2 separate regions of the Homo sapiens genome follow, and region 2 is linked to region 1. The links are chromatin loops, found by intact Hi-C in ENCODE. Cell type or tissue: endothelial cell of umbilical vein. All regions are shown on one strand. Each heading gives the region's core, and the rest is flanking DNA. Links, peaks and the distances in the headings are about the cores only. Region 1 has its middle 80 kb from the start of MKKS. Region 2 overlaps SLX4IP (SLX4 interacting protein).

Evidence for each region. Hi-C counts contacts between places; a loop is a spot of excess contacts. Peaks named below come from ENCODE experiments on the same cell type or tissue, not always from the same donor. Only the 100,000 strongest peaks of a DNase experiment are listed, where the experiment ranks them.
Region 2: it touches region 1 in a loop (4-fold over the local background); 1 of 110 quality-filtered maps calls a loop at or near these places.

What each region holds. Positions count from the first base shown.
Region 1 is chr20:10,351,080-10,356,464 of GRCh38, reverse strand. No RefSeq gene overlaps it. Among named protein-coding and RNA genes, the nearest start is that of MKKS, 80 kb to the left of the region's middle. RefSeq lists an enhancer at 5,370-5,385. In endothelial cell of umbilical vein, for the core only: no CTCF peak of the experiment used is centred there; DNase peaks (open chromatin) are centred at 2,844, 3,864 and 4,704; H3K27ac peaks cover 3,414 bases.
Region 2 is chr20:10,596,724-10,602,108 of GRCh38, reverse strand. SLX4IP (SLX4 interacting protein) reads right to left here. Exons shown (of 8, transcript NM_001009608.3): 5 at 3,357-3,434; 6 at 290-378. Among named protein-coding and RNA genes, the nearest start is that of MIR6870, 50 kb to the left of the region's middle. RefSeq lists an enhancer at 2,897-4,096. In endothelial cell of umbilical vein, for the core only: no CTCF peak of the experiment used is centred there; DNase peaks (open chromatin) are centred at 3,108 and 5,198; H3K27ac peaks cover 1,246 bases.

The DNA of each region.
Region 1 (5,385 bases), core at 267-5,266:
CACAGCCTGGGCAACATAGTGAGACCTCATCTCTAAAAAACAAAAGTAAATAAATGCTGGTCCAACATTTTCAACTATTAAAAGCCTGAAACAAATTAGTTGACTAAGTGCCACGGATATAAATTAGTATTTTCATTCAATGAATTTCTTCATTCTTGTCTACATTCCCATTCAAGAACAGAATTTCTGGAGTAAAATTGAGACAAATACTTTTTCCTCCACTGTAGACTTCTTGGCTAGGCTTCATACATTTCTTTTTAACTCTTCAACCCAAGGGTCACACATGCTATGGAAATTACAGCAAATACTAATTGATTTTATTCCAAGTTCCTGAGGCTTCTTAGGCACTTATATTATTCTAAAAGAAATGCCCAGGATGGTCATGTGGCACTCTAGGGATGATGTGTACTTTGGGGTTAGGATAATCAGAGTACATTATTTTTCACCAAAACCAATTTGTTCAAGTTATTTGCTTTCCAAACTTCTATCTACAGTCCATTGCTTCTATGGTTCTATTTTATATTGATCACTCTTTTATACAGTGGAAGCATAAAAGACTATATAAACTACACATAGGTTCTATAAACCTTTGTGTTTCTGCTTTACAATGAAATGGCTATCACTAACTTGCAATCCAAAGGCCTTTCCAACAAACATTCAATAGTTCCTTTTTAGTGTTGTGAAATAAATGTAAATGAGTCAATTGGAAATTGGATGGAAATAAAAGAGGATCAAATATCTAGAATGACTAGTATATTATTATTAAGATATAGGCTTTTTCTCTTTTTTCCCTAATAACCACTCCTGTGATTTATTATGAGATGTTGCTGATTATGGTGCTGGTGGTCAGGAGATGATGACTCTGTGGATATTGCGATGTTGTGTTATATATAGTTTTAGCAATATCTCAAGGAGGTATTATTATCTTCATTTTGTTGAAAATGCAACTAAGGTGTAGTGTCCCATCTATCACCACATGCCTAGTAAGCAGTAGAGATGAGACTCAAATGCAAGTTTTCCATTAGAGTTGTTAGTAACACTGTCATCTGTACCAGGGCTGCCTCCGTTAGAATGGCACCCAACTATAGAACACTATGTTTACAATTTATGGCCAAGAAACCCTGTGTTGGCTTTATTTTTTCCTTCACAGATTCCCAGAATGTTATAAAATTCAATTCTTCACATAGCAGTTTGATACTTTGTATCCCTCCCCATGGAATCTGCCCACAAAAATTGTTATTGTTGATTCAGGCTTTCCATTGTCTGGGAAGAAGAGTTGTGCTTTATTAAATTAGAAATGAGAAAAGAACTATTGATCAAACAAAGCAAAATGAAACATTACTTGAAGGAGTGAAAAAAGTGTTGAGCTTTCTGAGAAATGAATTAAACCTCTTTGTTCAAGTCCTAAACACACCATATACAGGAAAAAAGCCTTAGCAAGCGTCATAGAAAATATTTATGGGACTTGGTGCAGTAGCTCATGCCGTAATCTCAGCACTTTGGTAGGCCAAAGTGGGAGGATTGCTTGAATCTAAGCTGGTTTGAAACCAGCCCAGTGAGACCTTGTCTCTATAAAATGAATTAAAAAAAAAAAAATAGTTGGGTGTGGTGGCATGAGCCTGCAGTCCCACCTACTCTGAAGGCTAAGTTGGGAGGATCGCTTGAGCCCAGAAAGTCAAGGCTTCAGTGAGCCAAGATGGCCGTCACTGCACCCCAGCCTGGGTGACAGAGCAAGACCTTGTCTCAAAAATAGTAAAAAACAAACCTCAAAAGAAAATGTTTAAACCCTTTAAAAAAGAGAGAAGAAAATATTCATCAACTAGATAGAAAAAATGTTAATTTATGAAATGCTCATATCATTGTGTTTTGCATCAAAGCACCTATATGCTTTGATTTTAAAAAGAGATATCACTATTAAAACTGTTTAATCTTTCTGGAGCTCAGTTTTCTCATCTGTAAAATAGGAACAATAAAGTCTATTCTTCTTATCTCTTGGTGTTGTAAAGGCTAAATGAAATGATTAGCCATTCCTATTGACTTTTGTGCTTTTCCCACTGCTCTCTATGGGTGCACTGGCTGTTGGAGTGGCTATAATCCTAAGGAGAGAAGAATAAGCCTGCCATTTCCCAGCTTCCTTCAGGTAGCAATACCAATAGAATATGCACTGCTGGCTGGGCACAGTGGCTCATGCCTGTAATCCCAGCACTTTAGGAGGCCGAGGAAGGCAGATCACGAGGTCAGGAATTCAAGACCAGCCTAGCCAATATGGTGAAACCCCATCTCTCCTAAAAATACAAAAATTAGCCGGGCATGGTGGCGAGTGCCTGTAGTCCCAGCTACTCAGGAGGCTGAGGCAGGAGAATCACTTGAACCCAGGAGGTGGAAGTTGCAGTGAGCCAAGATCATGCCACTGCACTTCAGCCTGGTTGACAGAGTGAGACTCCATCTCAAAAAAAAAAAAAAAAAAAAGGAATATGCACTACCATGTAGATATGCTACACTTGATTTATTATAGACTGACTTTGACCAAGGTCAGGGAGAGAAATCCACTCGGGCCCATAAACTCTCAAACAAACATTTAATTAAGTTCAATTTAACTCTATTATAAATAACTTTAGAATGTTTTCTCTCTACGTTATCTTTTGTAACCTCAATCCCAAGGTGGAACTAGAAAGACAACCACTAGCTCCACATGTAATTACTATTTACTTCCTTTGGATGTGTTTTTTCCCATTATCAGATGGGGAAGTTCAGGTCTTAACCAAGGAAGCCTAAGTGGGCTTGTGTTCAGGCTCTGTGGGACTCCCTACCCCACTGGGTCACATTCCAGCTGTGTTCTTGGCTCAGTTCACTTTTGTGGTTTCAAGAATGTAAATAATTTGCACTTTTACCCTCTTCTTTTTATCTATTTCTGCACAAGGTATTGGTGACCTGAATATATTTCCTTGAATTCATCGACTTCAAATATTCCATTTCTGTAACTGACCTCAATATGTTTTCCTCCTTTGAAACAATAAACTCGCTAACAGATCAACACAGTCTACTCATAGTGAAAAGATCATGAATAAACATGAGATTCTTTGGAATTTGGATATTGCTATTACTAGCTTTGTGTTGCTCGTTTTAAACCCAAAACACTAGTAAGGGTGAACTAATCGTCCCAGGACCACACGTTGTCTTTCCTGTCTTTAAATTTTTGCTCCCGTACTTCTGCTTCTTTCAATGTCCTCTTGCTGTCCTGACAAAGGTTTCAATCCAATCAACCTTGGTACTGAAACTTCCTGTAAACACTTTCTTAATTTCCCAAACCTGGAGTCATTATTCATTGGCATTTACTGTTTATAGAATTCATTTATTAATGTACTCAAGAGCTGCCTTGCAATAGTGCTTCACTTACTCTTTTACCCCTTATTTATCCTTCATTCTGCTTAGTGCCATGTTAATGTCATTTCTCCCTGCCTAGAATTTTAACTCCTCAAGTACAAGAACTGTTTATTGTACTTGTAGGTAATCCAACCTTCCTCAGTTCAATGCCTTAATTTAGACACCCTGAAAAAATAATTGTTTTTATTTTTTGTTTTAAGCATTGGTAGAATATAGTTGCTTCCCACATTTTGTCAAAGGAAGTTAACTTGAGCTGGTACTGCTTTAACTTATTTCTGAGATAGAATAGGAATGGGATGCAGCTCCTCCTTCACATATTTTTTTTTCTTTTTCTCTAGTTCCACTGATCACAAAACCCACACCACTCGCTGGTGATATGCCCACGAATCCCAAGGCTTTAGTCACACAAAGAAAACAGCCGTTCTTCCGCGCTTTCATAACATGTAACCATGCCTTTTACGTAAAGAATTCCAGAAACTGGCTTAGGAAATCTAAATATTGTGGACTGTCCCACCTTGGGAAGGAATGCTGAACAATTGATTTACAGCTTTGTTGCTGCCAGCCAGACCACCAGGTGGTCCATTACTCAAGATAAACATTGCAACCAGATATGCTAACTGAATAATCTACCCCTCACATGCTTTGCCCAACCCAGCCTGCATACCCTACACCTGATGTTAATTCCCGTGCTTTGCCTAATAAAAAAGCCCCAACCAGCTTTTTCAGGGAGTCCTTGTACCTCCACTGTCTTCCTTGAGCTTGAGCACAAGCTCCAAAATAAAAACCTTGACTGGGAAAACTACCTGGCCCCGTATTAATTTTTATTACATGGGAAACCAAAGAGCTTGTGATCTGTAACATTTCCAAATCTTCTGCTCTGAATTTTGTTTTTCTTGAGACGGAGTCTCACTCTGTCACCCAGGCTAGAGTACAGTGGCGCGATCTCGGCTCACTGCAACCTCTATCTCCCGGTTCAAGTGATTCTCCTATCTTAGCCCCCAAAGTAGCAGGGATTACAGGCACGCACCACCACACCCAGCTAATTTTTTGTATTTTTAGTAGAGACGGGATTTCACCATGTTGACCAGGCTGGTCTCAAACTCCTGACCTCAGGTGATCTGCCCGCCTAGGCCTCCCAAAGTACTGGGATTACAGGCATGAGCCACTGTGCCTGGCCTGAAAATTCTTTTTTTTAAATTAAGATTTACTTTTTTAATTCAAAAGTTAACACAGCAGAGGTGTTTGTTCCAGGGGTGGTTGTGATGATTGTGGTCTATGACACAGCTTCCACACCTCGAGAATAACAATCGTCAGTGTTCAGTGAGCACTCCCTATGTGTTGTACTGTGAATAATCAAAACATGTATTTAGGCTACTTGGGAGGCTGAGGTAGGAGAATCACTTGAACCCGGGAGGCGGAGGTTGCAGTGAGCCAATATCACGCCATTGCACTCCAGCCTGGGTGACAAGTTTTGAAACTCCGTCTCAAAAAAAAAAAAAAAGTATTTGGTCTTTGCCCCTGTTTCCTGCCACAGAGTTTCAGAAACTCTTGGAATTTCCTTAATGACAGGAGTGTCTTTTGTTATTCATAATGAGCCACTTTTGCTATATCCAAGTATATGCTAATAAGGTAACTTTTGGCAGAGCCCCTAGAGAGCTTCAGGATGGGGGGTGGCAGCTAGGAAAATCAACCATGTGGTGAGAGGGTTGGAACCTTCAGCCCCAGTCCCTGCCTGCTGAGGAGGGGAGGCCAGAAACTGAGGCTAATGTGGCTAATGACTGATTCAATCATGCCTACATAATAAAACTTCAATAAAAGCTCTGAATGATGAGGTGTGAACTGCTTCCCAGTTGGTGCACACATTGATGTACCAGGAGGGTGGCAGACCCTGGCTCCATGGGGACAGAAGCTCCTGTGCTCAAGACCCTTCCAGATCTTGCCATCATATGTTTTTTCATCTGACTATTCATTTGTATCCTTTATGGGAAAAGAGTAATTGTA
Region 2 (5,385 bases), core at 290-5,289, 250 kb before region 1:
TTTAAACACTATCATAAGCACCATCACAGCTTTTGTGATGTGTTGCTTTCTCATTTACAGTTGATATGGAAAAGGTACTGCTGATTAAAATGGTCTTGAGGAAAAGAAGAACAATACACGAATTAGTTGATATTACCACGTAAAACAGGTAGGGCTTCTTGTTCCCTTAAAACATGCGTTGGGTGCTCATCAGCTGAATGACAACAGCAGACAATTCTTGTTTTCTATTTTTTACAGTAACTCAGCATTTAAGCAGACTTATTTGTTTATAGAATTTTTTCATACTCACCAAATCTTCATTCTGACTTGCTAAAAGATCACGACTGAATGCAAGCTGACTGACACAAACCACAAATCTGTCAGGGAATACACAGAGTTCTGTATAAAATGAAGAAAAACAAGTTTAAAGGTGTCAAAAAACTATAAACACAGAATGGTTGTTCCAGATTTTTGTTCATTTTAAGTTACTGCAATATGCACATCCATATAAAACATACGTCTCTTCTCTCCTCCCATCCTTTCGGTGTTTGCCGTCAATAGGGCAGGGTGAGCGCAAAGCTCTAGGGAGAGCTGATGAGGCTGCAAATTGGTCCACCTGCGCCCCGGGACCATTACATTACAGGAAACCCCCAGGCAGAACCTCTGTAGCCTCCCCTCTGTGTCAGTCAGCTGTTTTCTGATTAGAACTCCTATTTAGAAAATAGGATCAATGTTTTCAAAATGAGCATGTAACACTTTAGAGGAAGAGGAAGAATATTAGATAAAATCTAAAAATGTGACCTATCAATGTTTTTCCTAGTTACTTTACTTATCATCTCCTTGGTTAGCTAGTCTTAGAGAGCTCCCCGACCCTGGAGGGCAAACTACTAATCTGAAGCAGGCTGGGAAAACAGCAGCTTTTCTTAGGAATTAATGATCCAACTATTAAGAAAATGGTTAAATATACAATAAAGATGGTAAAATTACACCATACTCATAGTAATCTATTATTGCTGCTTCTTAAAACAAAACCATTGACTTCTCATTGGGAAAGACTGAATAAATCACTGAACTGGACTCCTCGGCATTCAATGAAAGGAAGGCAAGATGGTAATGACATCTGGATCTTTCCTTTTCTCATCTGTCTGTCCATCCATCCATTTGTTCGCCAGCCTCCAGCTACCCAGGCATGATGTCTGGAGTGATGCTAAGCTGATGCCAACAGGGTATGTTCCAGGCGGGTGGGGAGGGGGCTCTTCTCCCTTTTTCCTACTTGGTTGTACTGCTTGAATATTTTTATGATATACATGTCTGATATTTGTGATAGAAATTAAGTCATTTTTCTAACAGAGAAAGCTTCCCTCTTACATGAGACCAATTTCTTTTTAAAGATGGATATTATGAATCAGGTGAGTAAAGCCTTTTAGGTACACTGCACATGATGGCAATGACTGAGGTAATAAGGTATCTCAATTTGATGCACCGCTTGGAAGCCAAGCAAGAAGGTGTCAATTACATGGACACAGAATTTAAACAAGTTAACACCTTACACTACTAGACTAGCTTAAATGATCCCAAGAGGCCCAATGAGTTGTTGTTCCAGTAACAGCTCTCTCCTTATCCCATCAACCACTGCTGTCTCCTTGGCAGTCACTCTCCCTATTCCAAGTTATCCTATTCAGAACAGCAGGTTAACAGTTCTAAAAAAAGAGCTCCACTCATCCTGCTCAAAAACCTACCATGGCTCCCCAGTGCCCAATATTCAAAGCCCTCCATGATTAGGGATTAACCTGTTGTTCTGGTCTCACTCCCAATTAGCCTTCCTCATGAGGAAAGCCCCCATTTCAGGTGGGGGCCTGGGTTTTTTTCAACTTTGACCCCATGTGGGCATATGATATCTGGCTAGGTGACTAGAGGTGGATTTTGAAAAGCCAGAAGAACAAAATTAGCAAAGCAATTAATATTTATTCATTAGTTCTTAAAAGATCTTATTGCGATAAATGGTATATAGCCTTTTTATCATTTTATGGGAGGGAAACTGAGCCACAGAATTCATTATTTTTCCACCTCCCCCCCCTAAAAAAATCATAAAATTGAAATACAACAGTTCATTAGTGGATCAGAACTGGAATTCAAAATTATCAGTTCTATCAAATAATTCCTCGGTATTTGCATTTGTTCCTCTGAAAAGTAACAATGTTCGAATGGCAGATTTTAAACATTTTGGTGCTGCCAGGTATTAACAGAAAGCAACTTCTGTACCCTTTTGCTCTGTTTAGGTCATTATTGAGAGTTGTACTATTTTAATATTTAATTAAATATTTAGGCAATGATAGTCCTTACCATAAAGGGCACAAGTGCAAGGTTAGCTGACTTATTTTACTAGAGAGTTGAACAAAGTGGAAGGACCTGTTAAGAAAGCAGTATATCTAAGGCTGGGCATGCTGGCTCATGCCTGTAATCCCAGCACCTTAGGAGGCCAAGGCGGGAGTACAGCTTGACCCCAGGAGTTTGAGACCAGCTGCAACATAGTGAGACCCCTTCTCTACCAAAAATTACAAAAAAAAAAAAAGCCAGGCATGGTGGCACACACCTGTGGTCCCAGCTACTTAGGAGGCTGCAGTGAGCCATGATTGCACCACTGTACTCCAGCCTGAGTGACAGAGTGAGAACTTGTCTCAAAAACAAACAAATAACAGCAAAAAAGAGAATAACATATTCGAGCAGAGTTTACAGTTAAGAAAATGCAGATAATCATGAAGATTCCACAGCAAGCCTCTATATGTTAATTTTTTAAAGTTCCTATATCATATCTTATATATATACTGAAATTGTCCATGGAAGGTGAACTAAATTTTCTTTCCAGTGCTCAGATCAACCTGGAGAATGATCATTAGCTTCTGACTTTACTGTTGCTGGCTGGACAAGTTTGAAATCATATCCTTAGTGGACATCTAGACTTGGGGAAGTGATGGGGGAAAGTGGCCTCATCACACACCTAGGGAAAGCTCTGAGAGCTCAGGGCTGGGAAAGAGCTTTCTTGTGTACACACCTGCTCCATATGCCAGGGCTTTGGTGTGCACAGACAATACTGAAGTGATTCATAGTTCAACTGTGTTGAGTCACTCTGAAAACTCAAAGAAAGTGCTGAGATGCATCAGGAAAGGAAAGCATGATGTGGCCCAGCTCACTGTTCTTAGAGAGGCAGTAAACACAGTACAAGGTGGGAGGAAAGAAATCGCAAACTTTCGGACACACTCAAGACATGAAGGCAATGAAGCAAGTGGGACTCTCCACTCCTTAATTTTCATCCCTTCTCTATCTAGGGCAAGCAGATTGTGTGAAATGTCTGACAAACCAAGAAATCGGCTTCTTACCAGCATTCTGTGTGCTCCTGATGCAGCGAAGGCGTATCCCTCTCTTGAGGAAATAGGCTGTGATTTGAAAGCCATAACCTGGAAAGTGAAAGGGAACATCACTAAGTTAAGTTTGTTTGCCGCTAAATCTCTGGAGTTCAGCCCAGTGCCTGCCATAAAAGACACATTCAATAGTTATTTAGCAAATGAAGCTGAGTGTGATGACTCACGCCTGTAATCCCAACAATTCGGGAGGCCGAGGCAGGCGGATCACTTGAGGTCAGGAGTTCGAGACCAGCCTGGCCAACATGGTGAAACCCTGTCTCTATTAAAAATACAAAAACTAGCCGGGTGAGGTGGCGGGCACCTGTAATCCCAGCTACTCAGGAGGCTGAGGCAGAAGAATCACTTGAACCTGGGAAGTGGAGGTTGTAGTGAGCTAAGATCACTGCACGCCAGCCTGAGTGACAGAGCGAGACTCTATCTAAAATAATAATAATTAGTAAATGAAAGAATAAAGGAATTAACAGAGGGCTTCTCTTGAGAGGCAAGGGTGAACATTACTATCTTGCCTCTTCCAGGAGGCCTGACTATGACGCTGGCATAGTCCCTAGTCCCTGAAGTCCCTCAGTTACTTCAACTGTAAAACGAAATAAATGAGGTCTAACGTACTTTCAGATGGGATAATTCAGTCGGAGCTTGCGAATAGATCTTAGCCACCTTCTCATACTCACTGCTTATTAGCTCATAAAAAGAAGCAGTTCATACCTATTTGAACATGGATGTATTTTGCCTGTAAATAAATTAATTCAAGTATGTCAAAATCTTCATATAGAATGAGATTAAAAGAAATATGACATGAGTAAAAAAATAATTTCTCCAACTCACCAGAGTGGCCTAAGTGAAAGAGACAGAGCATAAAGTGTTGGCAAGAATGCAGGACAACTGGAATTCTCATACGCTGCTGGCAGGAGTACAAATTGGTACAGCCACTTTGAAAAAAATGCTTGAGTATCTAAAGCTGAACTTAGGCATGAACATACAGTGTTCACAATAGCACTCTTCACAATAGTCTCAACCTGGAACCAATGCAAATATCCATCAACAGTAAATTTTTTAATGGGGATATAGTCACACACTGAAATACTATAGTGCCTCTAAAAATGAATGAGCTACAGTTATAGGTAGTAACAGAAATACATCTCACAAACATAATGTTACATGAAAGAAGCCTGATCCAGAAGAGTAAATGCCATCTGTGAAAATGGAGACACTATCATTCGTCTCATAGGGTGGCAACAGATTTTCAGATGATTCACAGAAAGTGCCAGCTTAATTCCTTCCTCTCTCCCTTTCTCTTCTCTTCTGGCTTCCCTCCAGGTATAAACTACTTTGTTGATGATTTTCCTGAAATCACAGTAAAACCGTTCCTGGTTATCGCAGTCAGCAGTCAAGTTATTTGGTAGAAGAATCAGAAGCAAAAGCTCCACCAGAGTGGGGTGAGGGTCCCCCTCTGTCAAACTGGAGTGGCCAAGAGTTGCAGGAAGTAATCTCTAGGACCATCAGATTCTCCAAAGTCCATGACTATGGTTGGTCTGAAATAACTTATATAAAGAATACAATTAAAGAAGTTTCCACTTTCATATTCAGTATCCTTCCGACACTCCTGTAGAAAGACCCAGGACATGAGTGACCACAGACTTGATGCTGTCTAAACAAGCGATGGCTCTGACAGAACAATTGCTTTAGTCATGCAGATTGTGCAAGAACAGTGACATCTATGAAAGGATAATCTCCGGATTTGCTGAGATAAAATAATTTTTTCCTAACACACTTGAAAATAGATTGCATTTCAGTCATGTGGCTTTCTTCTGCTTAAAATGTCAAACAAAATATACACACCACTGACATTACTCTGAGTGCTTTAAAACAAATACGTTATTTCTTAGGTCACTGAGAGAATGGAAGTCATTTCTACATCTGTTTATTTGTCCAACTGCTGAGGGAAGAAGTGGAATCCTTAACAATTGGTGACTCACAAACACATACA